Linked DNA regions of Homo sapiens: region 2 is linked to region 1. A link is an interaction called in ENCODE POLR2A ChIA-PET data of the cell type or tissue named here. Cell type or tissue: PC-9. All regions are shown on one strand. Links, peaks and the distances in the headings refer to the core of each region. The heading gives the core; the rest is flanking DNA. Region 1 overlaps IQCJ-SCHIP1 (IQCJ-SCHIP1 readthrough). Region 2 overlaps IQCJ-SCHIP1 (IQCJ-SCHIP1 readthrough).

Region 1 (8,206 bases), core at 3,207-8,206:
CACACACCGGGGCCTATCGTGGGGTGGGGGGAGGGGGGAGGGGGGAGGAATAGCATTAGGAGAAACACCTAATGTAAATGACAAGTTAACGGGTGCAGCACACCAACATGGCACATGTATACATATGTAACAAACCTGCACATTGTGCACATGCACCCTAGAACTTAAAGTATAAAAAAAAATTAAAAATAAATAAATAAGTAAAAATTGAATAACTTAGAGAACATCTTGCCCTTCTCAGTAAATATTAGAAGGAGCTATAATTTATTATATTCTAAACACTATAGCAAAAAATTTAAATTTAAATAAGACCTTCGTTCCCCTAGCTTATCTTTCAGCAATGTTTCTTGTTTATTTTGCTCTTGTTTTCTTTTTTTTTCTTTTTTCTCTTTTTGAGGCAGAGTGTTACTCTGCCACCCAGGCTGGAGTGCAGTGGCACCATCTCGGCTCACTGCAACCTCTGCCTCCCGAGTTCAAGCAATCCTCCCGCCTCAGCCTCCCAAGTAGCTAGGATTACAGGCACCTGCCAGCCAGCCCAGCTAATTTTTGTATTTTTAGTAGAGACGGGGTTTTGCCATGTGGGCCAGACTGGTTGCAAACTCCTGACCTCAGGTGATCTGCCCGCCTCTGCCTAGCAAAGTGCTGGGATTACAGGTGTGAGCTACCACGCCCAGCCTATTTAGCTCCTGTTTTCAGCAGAAAGTAAACATTCTTTATCTTTCATTTTTTAAATTCATTTTGTATTTAATAATTAAATTCTAAAAGTGATAAAAATATATACAGTTTTGCTTTTTCTTTCTTAATAAAATACTTTGTAAAAGTTAGAAAATACCAGTATTGCTTTGAATACTGATATTCTAGTATTTTTCTGCTGTCAGCTAGACCCACTCTAAACAATGAAGGATCGATTTCTGAACCCATTTCAAATATGTGAAAGTAGAAGACATGATTGCATATATAATGATAAAAGCACAGTCTAAAGGGTATTATTAATAGCATACCATGGACACATAGTTGCTTCCTTCTGACCAAGAACAAATGTTAAGAGAAAACCAATAAATACATTTACAAACAGGATTTAGGGCCCACAAGAATAGAGTTTGCTTTTTAAATAGGAAATCTATGCACTGCTTTATTTCAAAAAGTTACAAATTTAGTGCTTGAAAAATCCAGCAGGTAAGCAGCAGGAGTAAGAAAGTCTGTTTTTGGAACTGTCTAATGGCAAATGAGCATGCTTCTATCCAGGAAGCATTTTTCCATGAAAGGGATGGAGAGAGAAAGAACTGGTATTTACATTCCATTCTACACATCTCAGTACTGCCTGTTCGTCTTCTTGAACTTTTCTCATAGTGATAGTCATCAGGGGCCTTCTCATTAACAGGATGCTTGCCATTTGGAAAGGACCACTCAGGCTCTGGCTTCTCCCTGTCACCTGCTTTCAAGGCTCTTCTTTGTTTCTATGTATGAGGCTGTTGAGCTCCTAATGATAAAAGTCGGTTGTGCAGCATATATTCACAGCCATGTTGGTAGGCACGAAGGACGTCTCACTGTCTTTCTTCTTGTTCTGCTGTTCTTCCCCAGCTGGGCTTTGGCATCCTCCATGGAAATGATATTATTTTTTATTTTAGCATTGATGCTGAGGTCCACCTTGGGGATGCCACTCAGCATCTGGCTAGAAAGCATCTCCTCTGTCTTCTTTGCTGAGGAAACACAAATGTTTTCTTGAAGTTCATAAAGGCAGTCCTCTGTGTTCTTCAGCTTGACTTTCTGTTCCTTATGTTCCATAGTCTCTTTCCTCTTCTTCAGCTCTGTCTCAACGTACTTTATTATGTCTGCATTCTCATCCCTTCAGTTGGTTTCTGCAGAAAACAATGTCCCCAGTGTCTTCCTCTTCACTGATTTTATCTTTGTCCCTTTTGTTTAGTTTCTTTAGGAAACTATGGTGGATACCTGTATGGTGGGTACCATACCACCTATTTTCATATGAAAAGGATCATCCACTAGAGTGGTCTCTTCTTGTACCTTCTCTTCCACCAACAGGGCCACAGCACTCAGCCTGTTGCGCCTCTTCCTCAAGTTCTACACCCTCTTGTCTCTTCCAGTTTTAATCAAACCTCCTCTGAGTTCTGCTCATCCTCTTCTGACTCTGAGTTGGCCTGGCACCAATAGAAAGTCTTCTCTTTCTATCTTATAGAGAGAATAATAATCGGCACTTCTCAAAGTATTCAGGTCAACAAGACATTTCTTCTCGAGGCATCTCATCAAATCCACAGGATCTATAATTTCATTTACATTTAGCCAAGGTCTAATCAAGGATTTAGGTTTCTAATTTTTATTTCCCCAATTGTTTAATGTATACATTTGAGACGCAATATTTTGTGTGTGTGCATGTGTATGTGTATGTGTGTGTATAGAGAGGGTGTGTGTGCGAGAGAGAAGCATGTATGTGTGCTTGTATGCATATCATTTTTTCAAGTACTTTCACATATTGTCTCGTTAAATTGTTGAAACAACCATATAAATAAACAGGTTGCCTATTTTTTCTCCATTTTACTGTGGCTCAAAGAGGTTTCGTGGCTTCATGATGATTAACTAGTAAAGTATCAGAACAGATTTGAACCCTCTGTTTCTGAGTCCAATTTTCTTTGCCCTGAACTACATGTCTTCATATAGAAATCATAAAATATAGCTGAAGGGATTTAGAATTCCTGGAGAAAAGTGGGGAGCAGGAAGACTAGATGTGGTTACTCCTCTCTGTGGCATCTCTTCCTCCCCTGGCTATAGCAATTGGAACCTGCTGTGGCTGCTGAGCAGAGCCCATGTGTGCTCAGTGCTTCCAGGAGCTGGGTAGGTGTTTTGCAGCCTGTTTTCTGACTCCTTGAGCAGAACCTAATTATTAATAGCTCATCCAAAATTTGAGATCCACTTTGTTTCTTTTCAGTCCTCTTAGAGATTGAAGAATTCTTGCTGAATCTTAATGGTGTTTTTCTTATCAAAATACTTATACATGTTAACTGTAATTAAGTTAGAAAATAATGGTTTCATAAAGATAAGAAATTAATAATAGCTGATAATCCCACCATCCACATATTTTTATTACTACAGTTTTGCTACATATTGTTTCTTTACAAATATAAGAATTTTTAAATGAAATGATACTATATATTTTTTGCAATGTTTCTATGTTTTCTCCAGAAATAGAAAAGTATCACAAGTCTAGTCCCATGTTATTAAGTAGTCTTCTATAAGAATATTTTTAGTAACAATCTCACTGCATGATGTCAGTGTTCTTCCATAAGAACATTTTTAATGATATCTTATTGCATGATGTCAGAGTTTGCTTCACATACTAGGTCAGAATTTTAAATTAGTTCTGTTCTTCATCATTTTAGATAGGCTATGTTTATTTCATTTCCTGTTTATTGTGAAGAACCCAGCCCTAACCCCATATAGTACCTGGAAGAAGCAACCCTGTACATCATAAGACACCTCTTCTCCCAAACAGCTGCTAGGATGAGGCTAATCTATTGGCACTCAGCAAACAATCAGTCCAAATCAATCAAGAATTTTTAACTAAGAGACCCAGCAAAAGCAGTAGAGAAGAGGCATTTCAAATGAAAGATACTTTGCAACCTAATACTTACAACCAAAAGAACCTTGACCAAAACACTGTGATAAAGCTTGAGGCTGAATCTTCATTTTCCATATTCATAATTTGTTAGAATAATTCTTAGAATTGGGATTACTAGCTCAATTTTATATGTTTTAATACATTTGATGCATATTGCCAAATTGCTACCTGGAAGAGTTGAACCAGTTTATTTTCCTCCTAATCACCACTAGAAGTTCCTGTATTTTTTCCAATTTGATTTCCAGAATGGTATTTCATTGTCTTAAGTTGCATATCTATGATTTCTGAGTGAAGTTTTAATATTTTCTATAGGGATTGACCATTTGTATTTCTTCTCTTATTGATTGCCTTTTCATATCATTTGCTCATCTTTTTTGTTGGAGTAATCATACTTTTCTCATTGATTTAAAATAACTCCTTATATGTTACAGATTTTAATCCTGATCAGGACCTTTTTTACTGGGAGCTAATGTGAGTTAGGAGGAAGGGCAGGGAAAGATGGGCCAAGGGTTTGGGTGAAGGTCTGCAGCCAAAGGAGGATTAGGTCAGGAGACAGTGCAGCTCCTGACTCCTCTCCCTCTTCCCTAGACCAGCGTCTTTTTCCCCAGGGCATTCATAGAGACTTTCAAAGGGTATATTGATATAGATAGTTTTTAGGGAATTAATTTATGGATTTTCAAATTTCCTATAACTTGTTCATAAAATTGACTGCCTGAGAAATCTTTACCCACCTCCCTTTTCCAGTAGTTTTCTCCCATTTCACAAAATCTTGCTATGGTGATTTACAATGGGATATAAAGGACTCTGGAGCTCCAAAAAAGTGATAATTTGAAATATCGGGGAGGATGTCAAGAAAATGAGTGACTCGAATCCCTGGGTAAAAAAAATTCCTTTGCAAGTCAAGTGGTTGCTAAATCTTTGCCTTCAATAAAATTTAAAGAAGACACAATTCAGTTGTCAGTTGACAGATTATTAAAAATGTTTTCTTATGAATCACCTTGTGCATGTAACTCAATGGGAATTCAGTGACATTGCTATAGCTGCCTTCATTCTCATCTGCACAAGCAAGATTTCTCAATGTTTTTACTGAGATGCATTTTAAGAGTTTGATTTTTTTATCTTAATAATTACCTGTCTAAAGTTGTAATATATTCATCTTGTTTTCATCAGTTATGCCCCATAATCATCAGGACAGTATAAGCTACCTAACTGTAATAAGTAAACCTAAAATTTCAATGGTTTAACACAACAAACTTGATTGCTCATTCATCTCAGTTTGATGCGGATGAGGAGCCCTTCTTGGGGACTCTCTTCCAAGGGTGACCAAGATACCTCTGTTTCCATCTTGTATCTCTGCCACCAGAGTTTCTAGTTCCACTTGGGAAGATGAGAGAGAGAGAGAAACTAAATCCACTTTTTCTTTTCTTTTTTCTTTTTTTTTTTTTTTTAAGACAGAATCTCCCTCTGTCACCTAGGTTGGAGTGCAGTGGTGTGATCTCAGCTCACTGCAACCTCTGCCTCCTGGGTTCAAGAGATTCTCCTGCCTCAGCCTCCAAGTAGCTGGGACTACAGGCACATGCCACTGCACCCAGCTAATTTTTGTATTTTTAGTAGAGACGGGGTTTCATCATCTTGGTCAGGTCTCGAACTCCTGGCCTCAAGGGATCCGCCTGCCTCCGCCTTCCAAAGTGCTGCAATCACAGGCGTGAGCCACCACGCCTGGCCTCAATACACTTTTAACTGCCTAGGATTGGAAACAAGACTTCATTTCTGCCCACTCTCCCAGTGGAAAACTATGAAATAAAAACTTCCTGGACTTTCAAGAAGAAAAAGGTGTGGTGAGCACAGTACTGTCTCTGCCACAGGTACCACTGGCAATAATCGCAATGACAGCTCCATCCAGGTGCATTGTCTTTTAACAGGGCCAATGGTCACAGGAAAGAAACAAATTGTAATTTCACTTTATATTTATTATAGAAAACTAAGGTATAATTATACTAAGGTAAAATTTAAATACTCCTAAGCACAGAAAGATCTTTTATTAGAATAAAATTTTGTAAAAGAATGGAAATAAGAATTCAAAGGGAAAAAGAAATGATGTAAAATTCCCACCTCTTATCAAGTGGATGATGGTGCTATACTACTTATATTCCATTAGCTATATTATAACAAGCTGAGTAATAGTATTACTTTTGAAAGCCAATATTTACAACAGACCATATATTACACCCTTGCAACCTTTGAAGTTTTGATGAAAACTTTTAGATTATAACATAAAACTGAATGAAGGTATATAGTTTTTCAAAATTCCCTAGGAGATATTGAACAAAAATGTTGAAGCCCAGTGTCTTTAAGGAAATACTCAGTTTGATTTCATTATTTAAAAGCTAACAAAAAAAATCAACTGTTAGTAGGACGGCTTCTGCTGTACTGGATTTGCAGCTCCACGTGTTGCAAACCACTGTCTTTTAGGACACCAATTTCTCAGGAAGTCTAGGGATAAAGAATTCCAGGTGCAGAAATGTTGCATTTTTTGGCAGAGTTCATACATGAAGGTAACAAGCAGAGCCGCAGGCTGACACGCCCTGCTTAGCTTTGTGGTCAAGCTACCTTCGGGTTTAAGTCTTCTGTTCTGAAGTCTGTGAATTCTTATTGCCTTGCTCATCAGCTGATCATATTGAACCACTCTCCCAGTGAAATAAAAATCCTACCACTTTCCAGAAGAATCTAAAGCAAGCTGTCTTTTTGACTGCTGAAGATGGCAGTTTTAGACAGGGGTCTAGCTCTCCTCCCTAAAAAGGCCCATTGACCTTTATTGCAAGTGAAATAGCTTATGGGAACAGTAAATGGCTAACCTTACTGTACTATAAAATAGGGCCCCCTGCAGCCTCTCCTGTCTCTCAGCTTTACTGAGAGGCTTATAATAGCATTTCTCATAAAAGCCTCTGTGCCATTTCCCAGGTGCAAACCTTTACAGAGAAGTACAACTAGGGAGTTTCCAAAATTGCTCGAAGAGAAGATTGTCTAAGGATAATGCCAACTATTTAGCAGGTGTTTCTTGACCGGAACTTGAGATCACTTTATTTTTTGCATTTACTTTTATGTAACCTGTATAAGTGGCAATTGGCGATATGCTGGAAACATAGGAGAGGAAGCTTACATTAAAAGCCCATTGAGGACACCACCTGATTTAGAGATCAAAAAACAAATCCTCTATGAACTAATGTCATTAAAGCCATGAAAAAGAAACTTTGGTCAGGCTCCAAAATATATTTTTTAAACCATCCTATAATGCTTGTTGAGCATCAATCATTTGCAAGGTGAACTGGCTGGTAGATGCTGCAGAATCTTTTCTAAAAAGAAAGATGTGAGCAGCTTAAAATTCAAGAATTCCGAGTTTTTTCCTAATCAACACCCAGTCACCTCTTTCATGTATCCTATTTTATCTTCATCACAGAATTAATTACTACCTGACATTTTCTTTTTTATTTATTTACTGGTCTGCCTCCGCACAAGAACATAAGTTCCATGAGTATTATGATTTTGCCTATTTTTTTCCACTGCTGTATCCCTGGAGTTCTGAAGAGCCCAGCATGTTGTAGACTGTCAACAAATCTTGTCAAATGACTGAATAAATTCCCACCCTAAGAAGGTGCATAAACTCGCAAGGGTTGGAAAATGAAGCCCCAAATATCAATAATATTCATTAACATATTTATTCAATTTTTTTAAAGTGCTTAAGCATAGCAATAAAGGCCTTGGAGGATTGAGGGATGTTATCTTATAGGATGAATCAAGTTTCCTGGAGGAAGTGATTAGGTTGGACTTTGATTTCCTGAGCTAGTGTGGGTCTGGGGAACAAAGCAAAGTGTAGCCAACACACAGGGAATATACATTTGGTTTCCTGCCTATATTTTTATGTGAAACAAAGGGCTGCTAGCAAAGCCTTCATGATAGTCAACAAATTAATAAGCCCCTGTTCAGTATATCTAGGCTGCCTCATGCACTGGTCAGTCCTTCCTCTAAATGGGTGTCCAGATGATTCCTGTTTCTGCTCTTTCAGGCTCCAAAAAACTTTTTTGTTGTTTTTTTTTTTGGTTTGTTTGTTTGTTTGTTTTTTGGTCACAGCCATGGCATCATCAAATTTTAAAATCCTGTTTTTGTTTTTTTTTTTTTTAAAAAGGCAATCTGTAATTTAAGAGTAACTTTAATAAATCTGGACCCATTGTTAGCTCCCCAGGGCACATTTAAAATATGTAAGCTGCATGATGTCAGATTATGCTGTGATTGTCTTACTAGTACCTTAAGGACAGACCATATGCCAGTGGGTGGGTAGATTAGTACCTCTTAGAAGGAAGTGGATCTTTTCACCATCATTCTGGGAGTTGATCACACCTAGGCAGGGGATAAAGACTAAGGAAGTGGGCCTTACCTTTATGTCTGGATTATCCTTCTCCTCTCTCTGGGTAGGTGGCCAATATTGTCCAAGTTCCAAAAGGCAGAAATTCTCTTGACATCTGAAGGAGGATGGAGAATGAGGCAGGCAACCAGCTTCACAGGGGACCCTAAGACCAG
Region 2 (10,320 bases), core at 242-5,241, 150 kb after region 1:
GTCAATGGCTTTCTGTATCTTGTGTAAGAAATTTTCTTCTCCCCCAAGATCCAATAGACATTCATTAGATTTCCTACCAAGAGTCGAAAGTGTTGAGTTTTTAAAAGTCTGCAATCAGTCAAAAGTTGATTTCTTGATATGGTATGGAGAAGTCAAATTTGATCGTTTTCCTTATATATGACCATTTTTTTATCATATTTATTGGACAATCCCTCTTTTACTCACTGATCTTATAGACTACTCCCATATATACTGTATGTTAATGGAAATATATTCTATTTTATTATTGTTTCTATCTCAGCAGCAAAACTATAGTGTTAATTACAATAGCTTCAAAATAAGTCCTGATATCTGGACAGGAAAGTCCTTTTTGTTATTCTTTTTCTTCAGAAGTATGCTGCCTGTTACGGCTTTTTTTATTCCTCCACATAAACTTTAAATAATATAATCAAGTTCAACAAAATACTCTCTTGGAATTTTGACTGTAATTGCATTGATTCTATAGACCAATTTAGGAAGCATTACATTTTCTCATTGTCTTTCTATCCATGAATATGGTCTGTCTCCCCCTTATTTAGATCTTATTAGGTATTTCTTAATAAGGTTTAGACATATTACACATCTCTTGTTATATTTATTTCTTTCTTAATAAGGTTTAGACATATTACACATCTCTTGTTATATTTATTTCTAGATACTTGCTATTCTGATAAATTCTCTTCAGTAATGCTTTCTCATTTGCTGCTGGTGAACAGAAATGCAATTAACTTTGTATACTAGTATTATATTCAGCCACTTTGTTATTACTCCTATTACTTCTCTACTCTCCTATTATTTCTAATAAAGTTGTCTGTAGATTCCCTGGGATTTTTAAAGAATGATATCATCTACAAATAATGGCAGCTTTATTTATTCATTTTCAATTCTCATGCTTTTGGTTTCTTTGTCTTATTGGATTGGCTAGGTACCCTAATACAGTGAGGATTAGAAATAGTAGTAGTTGGAATCCTTAGCTAATTTCTCATATTAAATGAAATGTTTCTACTGTTTTCCCATTTCAGATGATGTTAATTTTATGTTTCCTTTAATGATTCTCTTTATGAGATGATGTTCCCTCCCAGGTATAACTTACAAAGAATTTTTATCATGAATGGGTATTTAACTGTATCACATGCTTTTTCTTCATCTGTTGAGTTGAAGAAAAAGTACAATTTCACTCTGTTAATCTATTATATGAATTAATGAATTACATTTATAGATTTTCAAAATATTAAACCATGCTAGCATACCCAGTCTAAACCTAAAGTGGTTAGGGAGTATTATATTTTTTCAGATACTGTTGGAGTATTATATTTTTTCAGATACTAATATTATAAATAAAATCTGAGTAAATAATTATAAATAAAATTCATATTTTATTTGTAACATTTTGTTTAGGATTGTTAGGTTTATATTCATGATTGACATGAATCTATTGTATTCTTTTCTTCTGACATTTTTGCTTGGTTTTAGTATCAGGGTTATGCTGGCTTAAAAATGGATTGGGAAGTATTCTCTTTCATATTGTCTAAGAAAAGTTTACATAATATTTTTATGATCTGTTTCTATAAAGCTTGGTAGGACTCATTTCTCTCTGGGCCTGGTGTTTACTTTGTGTATTTGCTTTAACGACAGCTTCCATTTCTTAAGTGGTTATAATATTATACATACTTTTTATTTCCTCAGATCAGTCTGATGAGTTATATTTTTCTAGGAATATGTCCATTTTGTTTGTTTTCAAAATTGTTGGCATGATGTTTTCTCATTTCTCTGAAAGTATTAATTTTAATTAAGTTGTTTAAAATGTTTTCCTGTCCATCATGACTTTTTCTGAGTTTATTTTTCATTTGTTTTGCTTTCTGCCCACCAATAACTAAGTATAAGACACTAAAAGCTGTTTATAAACTGTGGTTGGGGCTAGTTGGCATGCATCATCTGCTTAGAGAGCCCTTCCCTGACCACCCTATTAAAAGTAAACGTTCTCGTACCCATCACTTTGTCCGGTCTTACCCTGCTTATCTTCTTACCCTGATTTGTTTGTTGGGGGGGGTGGGGGGGGGCTTATTATAACCTAACGTTGTAGTATATATACTTTGTTCTGTCTTTCTCTAGCTCTAAAATATAAGCTCTAAGAGAGCAAGACTTCGTCTCTATTTTGTTCACCACTGTAACTATTGCCTAAAATAGTATCTAATACATAATCACTAAATATTTGTTGAATAAATGAATGGTGAACTTCACTATAGAATGGCTGAATAAGGACACAGCTCTTTCATTGGGATGCATCTAATTGAAAGTATCTAGGAGTCTTTTCTCTTGGGCTATGAATTGCGACTGAGAGAAACCCTCCAACCTCATCTTGAGGCATTTTAAACCTGGCTGCCAATGTTTTAAGACTCTAGCAGGGGAAAGATAGGAACTGTAGCATATAAAATTTTACTTAATTTCCTTGATTTCAGTAAAGCATCTCTTTGCCACCTCAGCTGTGCCTGAGCATGCTCCAGTCTCAACCTCTTAAGACAATAAATTTCCTGATTCTGCCAGGCCACAGGTGGTCAGGGCAGATAGCAGGGCAAGAGGGTCCTTTCAGGTGTTAAATCAATCTTTGTGTTCGGTCCTACTTCACTCCCCTACTTTCAGCTGTATCTGAGCATTTCGAGGATCCTGCAGTAGAAATGCATGTGCTTCCTCTACCAGCCTCCCCTGTGGGCACATGGTAGATTGAGGTAGTTAAGTCAAATACTCCCCACCCATCTGCATATTATCTTCTAAAATTTCATCAAAATCCCTTGTGTGCTGTTGTTTCCATTTCCTTTTTCTTTGTGCATATAGATTTGTACCTTCTTTTTTTCTTTAATATTATTTTAGTAAGATTTCAGAAGTGAGAGTAGATACTTGTGCTTAATATGCCATGGTTAACTAGAAGGTTTTCACTGTTTTTAATAGCACAAATATGTTGATTAAAACCCTGTGTGGAAACCCAGCTTGGCAGTCCTCCTTTGGTTCAGGAGGACTGAAGGAGAGAGACTGGAATACCTCTGCCCAGAAAATGTGTCCCCCATCCTAATTGCCCCTTTCCATGCCTGCCCTTTGGTACCTCTCTCCATCCTTCCCCTACAAGCCCCTGAAGCCTACCTGAAACTCTTCTGGCAAAGCAGAATTTGAAAATCACTGAGTCATCTGCCCCCTGTGGAGACACGGATATCTAAACACAAATGTATTTCACAGTAGCTCATAACAAGCTACACTTGTTGACTCACCATAAGGAAGATTATTTATATCCTGTTCTTTCTGATACTTTCATCTCCACATTCTGGGATGAGATCATCTTCTGAGAACACGATGACTGTTTGGGATCTCTCTCAGAATGATGGTTAATAATGAGACTACATATTTCTAAGAAATATCACTTTATCCCTATAAATTTAAAGTTTGCAAAGACTGACTGTCATCCTCCTCATCAGTAATAATGTAGGAGAAAAGCCTTTAGAATGTTCAGTTGCAATTGTGTAACCCATACTCCCTATCCCTGTTAGAATTTGTTTCTGCTGCATCACTATCCCTGAAATTCTTCATTGAACTGGAAATACCTTACCTCTTACTTACAAAAGTACTTGAGGGATGTCAGAACATTGAGTTCACCAGTATGGTACTCCAAAATGTACCAGAGCACATAATAGTATTTGAAAAACCATTAGGTAACTTACAGAAAAGCTATCATTTTTTATGCCCTCCTCCAAGGATTACCTCTAGTATTCTAAAATATTACACAATTTCAACGTGAAATAGATTTTAAGTGGATCTTTTGAGGAGTAATAAGATTAAAACCAGGTAAACCTGATATGAATTTACTACTCTGAAGAGCTCAATGCCCAATTTTAAATGAGGCTGGAGATTTAAAATTAATTGACCAAGCAGTGGATTCCTAAATGCTAAGCTTACTTTTTAAGGCAGGGCCTACTGAGGTGAGTGGGATCTTTGGCAAACTAATGGAGTTCTGTTTATGTTTCTTTAAAGGCTGTATATTTGCCTGTAGAAACTAACTCCATGCACAGTATGTGAGAAATTATCAAGTAACATGAGGGTCTGGGAAGACTGGAGTTTCAACTGTTCCTGTGAGCGTGAGTTCCTCTCAGTTGTCTGTTGGGTTTTAGCCCCACTGGATTTTTCTAGATGTTGCTATCTCCTAAAGCACTTCTTAAGAGTGACAAGTTGTTAAATGAAAGCTAGGCTTACAATAATCCCATAAAGACATTTCATGCCTAATAGTGCAGCAAAATAATATTTGATGTTGCTTCATAACTCAACTAATTAAATTTGACTTATACTGAAATGTGGCAAGTAGAGTGTCATTTTTTTCTTCAAAATTTGCTAATCCACACATTATCAGCCCTTTACAAACTGAAACTGTATAACCTTTGTCATTTTTTCTATTTAAAAGTGTTTCCGTAAAAAGTTTTTTAAAGCTTAAAATGAAATGAGAAAAATGAATTATCTATTTTTGAAATAAGGTTTCTAAGAAATATTAGGGTTAGTCATATTCTTGAAGAAACATTTTTTCTATTATTACTAGTATGATACTTTCCTATAAAATATGTTTTCATTGGCCAAACTAATTATCAGTTAGCATTATGTTTCAGATGATGAGCTTGTATAGCTTAGTGTAATTAAAGGAATAGAAACAGGCTTAGCTGCTGTGGGAACACAAGATAGTCTTTATTAATAGATATCTGGGAAATCTTTTATTTTTTAAACATTACAACCTGACCTAACATTGTGAAGGAAGTTTTCTCTGCCTTCTCCTTTTACCTTTTCTCAGAGTAACCACGAAATAAATTTGATTCTCACCTCTCTTCTTACCTTACCCCAAGAGAGAACTTATTTACATACATATACATATAAACACAGTCTTTTTCATAAAGTGTGCAATGGGATGATGTGACCTGAAATAGGCTATACCATTTTCTCCAAAGGCTGAATATTATGAAAAACAGAAATTCCCCAGAGAACTTTTGAGCAGCTGCTTTGAATAATGATTACTGTTTACTTAACTCAACCATTCCAACATCACCCAATCAAAACTCATTTCTTTCTTGGCCTTATAGGTTTATTGGTAAATGGCTGAGACAAGGCCAATAATGGACACCTGCCATCTCCTTTTGTGTTTGGGCTGGAGGGCAAGGAGTGGGGGGCACCCTAACTGGGAGCTGTTATCAACTGGACCAATAACAGTGAATCCAGAGAGACTTCAAAGAAATAGGATTCACAGGGACTTTAAAAGTGAGGAACTGAGAATCTGTATATACAATGTGCCACGAATCACAGGTCGAACCAGCATCATTTTGCCAAGAAAGTCAATCATCCTTTTGTCTCTAACAGTAATAATTGTTGTATGATTTTCTGGAAGAAGTAAGCACAACGGTTATATCTGCCCAGCGTTAATGAGGAAAGAGGTTGTCTAGTTCCAACTCAGTGAAATTGCCTGTCTGTGGCATCTTTCTTGAAATAATAGATGCATACTGTAGCAACCTATTTATAACATGCAACATATCTTTAACATTTCATATTAGTCTCATACATATATACTAAAGATTTGCTTTAAAAACCCTTCATATAAGTATTTCCAAGGTGTGTGTCATTGCAAATGGTAGCTAATGATGACTTCTTTTTTTTCACTATTTGAAAGGCCACTGGGTAGTCTAAAAAAAAAAAAAACAAAAACTATCATTTTTTATGCCCCTCCTCTAAGGATTGCTTCCAGTATTCAAAAATATTACACAATTTCAAAAGTGAAGCAAGATTTGAAGTAGATCTTTTGAGGAGTAATAAGATTAAAATGGCAAAACAAATCTAATTATGTAAGCAATTCTTCTCCTTCACAAACCTGAAAGAAAAGCAAATTGGTATTTGTGAAATTTTCTTTGTCTAATAAATAGTCTCACTTTACAATAACACCAATGACCCTGGTTTAATTAGGTGCAATTAATTTTATGCAAGCTGAATTTGACATCTTGCTAGAGGCATAACCAGCTGTACCCTGTCTTATGAATTTTTTTTTATCACCAATGAGAATTCAATTGCCTGAGCTATTGCAAAAGAGGGGGAGGCAGGAAGAAAAAGACCACAGGGCTGCATTTTATATTTAAAAATGGCTCTAGTAGACAGCTGAATGTTTAATTAAAAGAGTTTCTAGGAATTATTTTTCATTGGTGCATCATCTTTGACAAGCTATGATGACTTTATTACTGTAGTTTGCATTCTCTTTGGACAGTGGTCCTATACATGTGTCTAGACACACACAGTTCACGTGACAGTGCTCCATTGAGAGTGCACAAAAGCATTCATTGCTGCTAGAAAACATTCTAACTGACTGCAGGTGAGCCATGTTATCTAAGGTTTAACACCATCCTTTTACTCAATCCTGTTGTAAAATTTTCTGTCCTGCTTGGATTGTTCTCATTCAGATTATTGCACGCATTAAAAACCCATGGAAAGCCAGGCACAGTGGCATGTGCCTGTAGTCACAGCTACTCAGGAGGCTGAGATGGGAGGATCCCTTGAGCCCAGGAGCTTGAGGATAGCTTAGGCAACACAGCGAGAACCTGTCTCTAGAACAAAACAAAACAAAACAAACCATGAAAGAGATTTCTGATGAGAACAGAAACCATTAGTGCAATCAACAGATTACAAAGAGGAAAACAAGATCCAATGGCTATAATTTGTGAAGTGTTTTCTAAGTAGACAGAATATTTATGTATGGCATTAGAAAATCAGTGTCATTGAAAACACTATAAAAAGCTCAGATCCTGCCATATTTGTCCCCCATTCTTCCAGTCTCCCTGCTTCTGTCACCAGAGACAATCACTGTTCCAGGATTTGTATTTGTTCTTCCACCATCGATCATGAGGTGGTGTATCCACATGCTCTGTTAATCACCATGCTTTTTCACTTATCAACATGTTTCGGGTCTGTTCACTAGGCAGGCAGTGTAGCGTGGTGGGTAGGAGCGGGGTATTGGGAACCAGAGGGTCTGGCTTGGAATCTTGACTCTGCCGCTTACTAGCACTTACTAATGGCTTCACTTGTGGCTCAGTTTCCTCATCTGTAAAATAGGGTAATAATTGTGCCTACTTCATGGGGTTACTGTGAGGAAGACCAGCAAAGCACTCAGAAGAGTGCCTGGACGAGAGTCAGTGCTGCATTAGTAGGTGCTGCTACAGTATTTCGTTATCCTTTTTATTTACTCTTAGACACCATTGATTGTAAGACAAATAGTTATTTTATGTACCACTAAAAAAGAAAAACTACTGCCATTTAAACGGTGACACATGCCTTCTTAACACTTAGAGTTTTTATTTTAGTTATTGAAAGAGTAATTTTAGACTTGTTTGGACATACGCTTTTATCATATGTTTCTTGTGCACAAAAAGAGGAAGAAAAGGTGAAACATGTTGGCAAATGTAGTCCTAAACTTTCCAGCTCTCCACTTAACCACTTTACCTGAGAGCTGCCATGTCTCAGCTTTTGGGCCATCGGGAGATGGAGTGCATCACCTTCCAAGCCATCGTCCCCCCATCTGCAAGGTTTGATGCTGGAGCTTTGTTGTTCTTGTCAGAAGGCATGAGTGGACAACCAGTGCCCACCTCCTCCTTGGGGATTATTACCTGGTTTGTGGGCTGATAGAGTTAAGTACTGCAATCATGCCACCACCTACCTGAGGTACAGCAGCTGAGATACATCCCTATTTTAGGCTGGGAGCAGTGGCTCACGCCTGTAATCCCAGCACTTTAGGAGGCCAAGGCAGGTGGATCACCTGAGGTCAGGAGTTCAAGATCAGCACAGCCAACATGATGAAACCCCCATCTCTACTAAAAATACAAAAATTAGCCAGGAGTGGTGGCGGGCGCCTATAATCCCAGCTACTCAGGAGGCTGAGGCAGGAGAATCGCTTTAACCCTGGAGGCAGAGGTTGCAGTGAGCCGAGATCACCCCATTGCACTCCAGCCTGGGTGACAAGAGCGAAACTCTGTTTCAAAGAATAAAAAATAAAGACTGCAAAATGTAAATAACCATGCTTCATAGAATCAATGCAATCTTATTGATCCACTGCATTCTTTTTCACGACTGCGTAGAATTCAAACAGTCACAAACTAAATCATGAAAGCCAGTGTTTTTGAGATGAAGCTTACCATGGAACCAAGCCTAAATGGTGGCCCCAAAATGTTTCTAAACATGAACATAAAAAGTGGTAAAGCAGTGCTTTAATGGTCAAAAGAATAAAAGAATTTGCAATTAAGATTTTCGCCTACTTCAGGAATATGCCTCAGAAACACACACAGGCACTGACTCTCCGCTGTCATGTTTTTTACCCAGTCCGCATGAACATTTTCAAAGGTCTGGAAGGGGAAAAGTATTTCTTCTCTAACCTTCATTGCCTCAACAGCTGAAACTCATCAGCAGGTGGGGTAGATAGGTGTTTAAACTCTGTCTGAGCTGAGCAGAATAAATAGGCAGCCTGGCTTTAAAAATACAAACAGTTAAATTTATATCAATTACGTTAGAGTCTGTAATTTACTGCAGATCCAAGGAGGAGAATGAAATCAAGACTGGATTGAGGAGGGATGTCAACAGTTGAATCAGAGTCCATCCACAGAAATGTTCTCTTATAAGAAAATATGTTTCTTGCTGCCCACGGATCTCCCACCACCTCCAGCACCCTGCCAAAAACAAAAGTCCCTGCATAGACATGGCTGAGTCAGACACACAGCCATCCTCTTCCAGCCATCAAACACTGATCTGCTCACCTTTTCTCCAACACACAAATGCTAATCATCAACTCGGTCATGTTCTTTCCTTTTCTTTTTTAAATTCTTGCCAAGGCCGGGCGCAGTGACTCATGCCTGTAATCCCAGCACTTTGGGAGGCCAAGGCAGGTGGATCACATGAGGTCAGTAGTTCGGGACCAGCCTGGCCAACATGGTGAAACCCTGTCTCTACTAAAAATGCAAAAGATAGCTGGCTGGGTATGGTGGCGGGTGCTTGTAGTCCAAGCTACTCGGGAGGCTGAGGCAGGAGTATCGCTTGAACCCAGGAGGCGGAGGTTGCAGTGAGCCAAGATTGCACCCCTGCACTCCAGCCTGGGCAACAGAGTGAGACTCTGTCTCAAAAAAATAAAAATAGGCCGGGCGCGGTGGCTCACGCCTGTAATCCCAGCACTTTGGGAGGCCGAGGCGGGCGAATCACGAGGTCAGGAGATCGAGACCATCCCGGCTAAAACGGTGAAACCCCGTCTCTACTAAAAATACAAAAAATTAGCCGGGCGTAGTGGCGGGCGCCTGTAGTCCCAGCTACTTGGGAGGCTGAGGCAGGAGAATGGCATGAACCCGGGAGGCGGAGCTTGCAGTGAGCCGAGATCCCGCCACTGCACTCCAGCCTGGGCGACAGAGCGAGACTCCGTCTCAAAAAAAAAATAAAATAAAATAAAAAAATAAAAAAATAAAAAATAAAAAATAAATAAAAATAAATAAATTCCTGCCAAATGCCCATATGTAGCACCTCAGAGGTGCTCAAAAGAGGAAAATCCAAAGCCAACTGAAACTCTTTCACCAAAAAAAAAAAAGATGTATTTCCTGACTTTTTTTCTATGCATATATCTCCATATTTTTGTTTATAAAATTGGAATTATAGCATAGGTACTGTTTTTAGCCTTCTTTCTTTTACTTAACAGTCGGAAACTTTCATCCAATCTAATAATATTGGACTAAGCTTACTCATAAGATTCATCTAATGTAATAATATTGGACTAATCTTATTCATAAGATTAGTATTTCTACTAGCTGCAGAATAGCCCATCATATATTTCACCATAATATACTTTATCAATCTTTTATTATTAGGCATTTAAGTTGTTGCCAGCTTTTTGTTTTGGTTTTGTTTTTGTTTTGCTTTCTTTCTTTTTTTTTTCTTTCTTCTCTTTTTTTCTACCATTAATGAATTTGTTTCCTCCTTTTTAAAGTGCTCTGACATCTCAAGACGGACTTTCCTAAAGTATCAGTGTTGTGATATTGTGTAATTTAACCTCTCTGAGCCGTTTTCTCATATGTGAAACAGGGTTCACAGTGCCTGCTTCATGTGTATCTGAGGGTTAGACATAAAATAGTAAAATGCCTGGCACTTAGTAGATGCTCAAAAACAGTAACTTTTAATTTCAGAATACAGATTACTTGGAAATTACTTGGCCTTATTTAACATGGAAGTAGATAACATTTGCTGCCTACGAGA

The links. ChIA-PET counts read pairs that join two places held together with the same protein. Peaks named below come from ENCODE experiments on the same cell type or tissue, not always from the same donor. Only the 100,000 strongest peaks of a DNase experiment are listed, where the experiment ranks them.
Region 2: POLR2A ChIA-PET joins it to region 1 with 10 read pairs; 2 of 35 experiments call an interaction of 5 or more read pairs at or near these places.

The regions. Positions count from the first base shown.
Region 1 is chr3:159,720,209-159,728,414 of GRCh38, forward strand. The region is part of intron 4 of IQCJ-SCHIP1 (IQCJ-SCHIP1 readthrough); the gene reads left to right. The region is part of intron 1 of SCHIP1 (schwannomin interacting protein 1); the gene reads left to right. It also overlaps the pseudogene C9orf78P1. Among named protein-coding and RNA genes, the nearest start is that of IQCJ-SCHIP1-AS1, 44 kb to the right of the region's middle. RefSeq lists a silencer at 7,332-7,626. In PC-9, for the core only: no CTCF peak of the experiment used is centred there; DNase peaks (open chromatin) are centred at 6,233 and 6,543.
Region 2 is chr3:159,869,279-159,879,598 of GRCh38, forward strand. All of the region lies in intron 5 of IQCJ-SCHIP1 (IQCJ-SCHIP1 readthrough), which reads left to right. The region is part of intron 3 of SCHIP1 (schwannomin interacting protein 1); the gene reads left to right. Among named protein-coding and RNA genes, the nearest start is that of IQCJ-SCHIP1-AS1, 110 kb to the left of the region's middle. RefSeq lists an enhancer at 2,743-3,942. In PC-9, for the core only: a CTCF peak has its summit at 3,199; a DNase peak (open chromatin) is centred at 3,293; H3K27ac peaks cover 2,631 bases.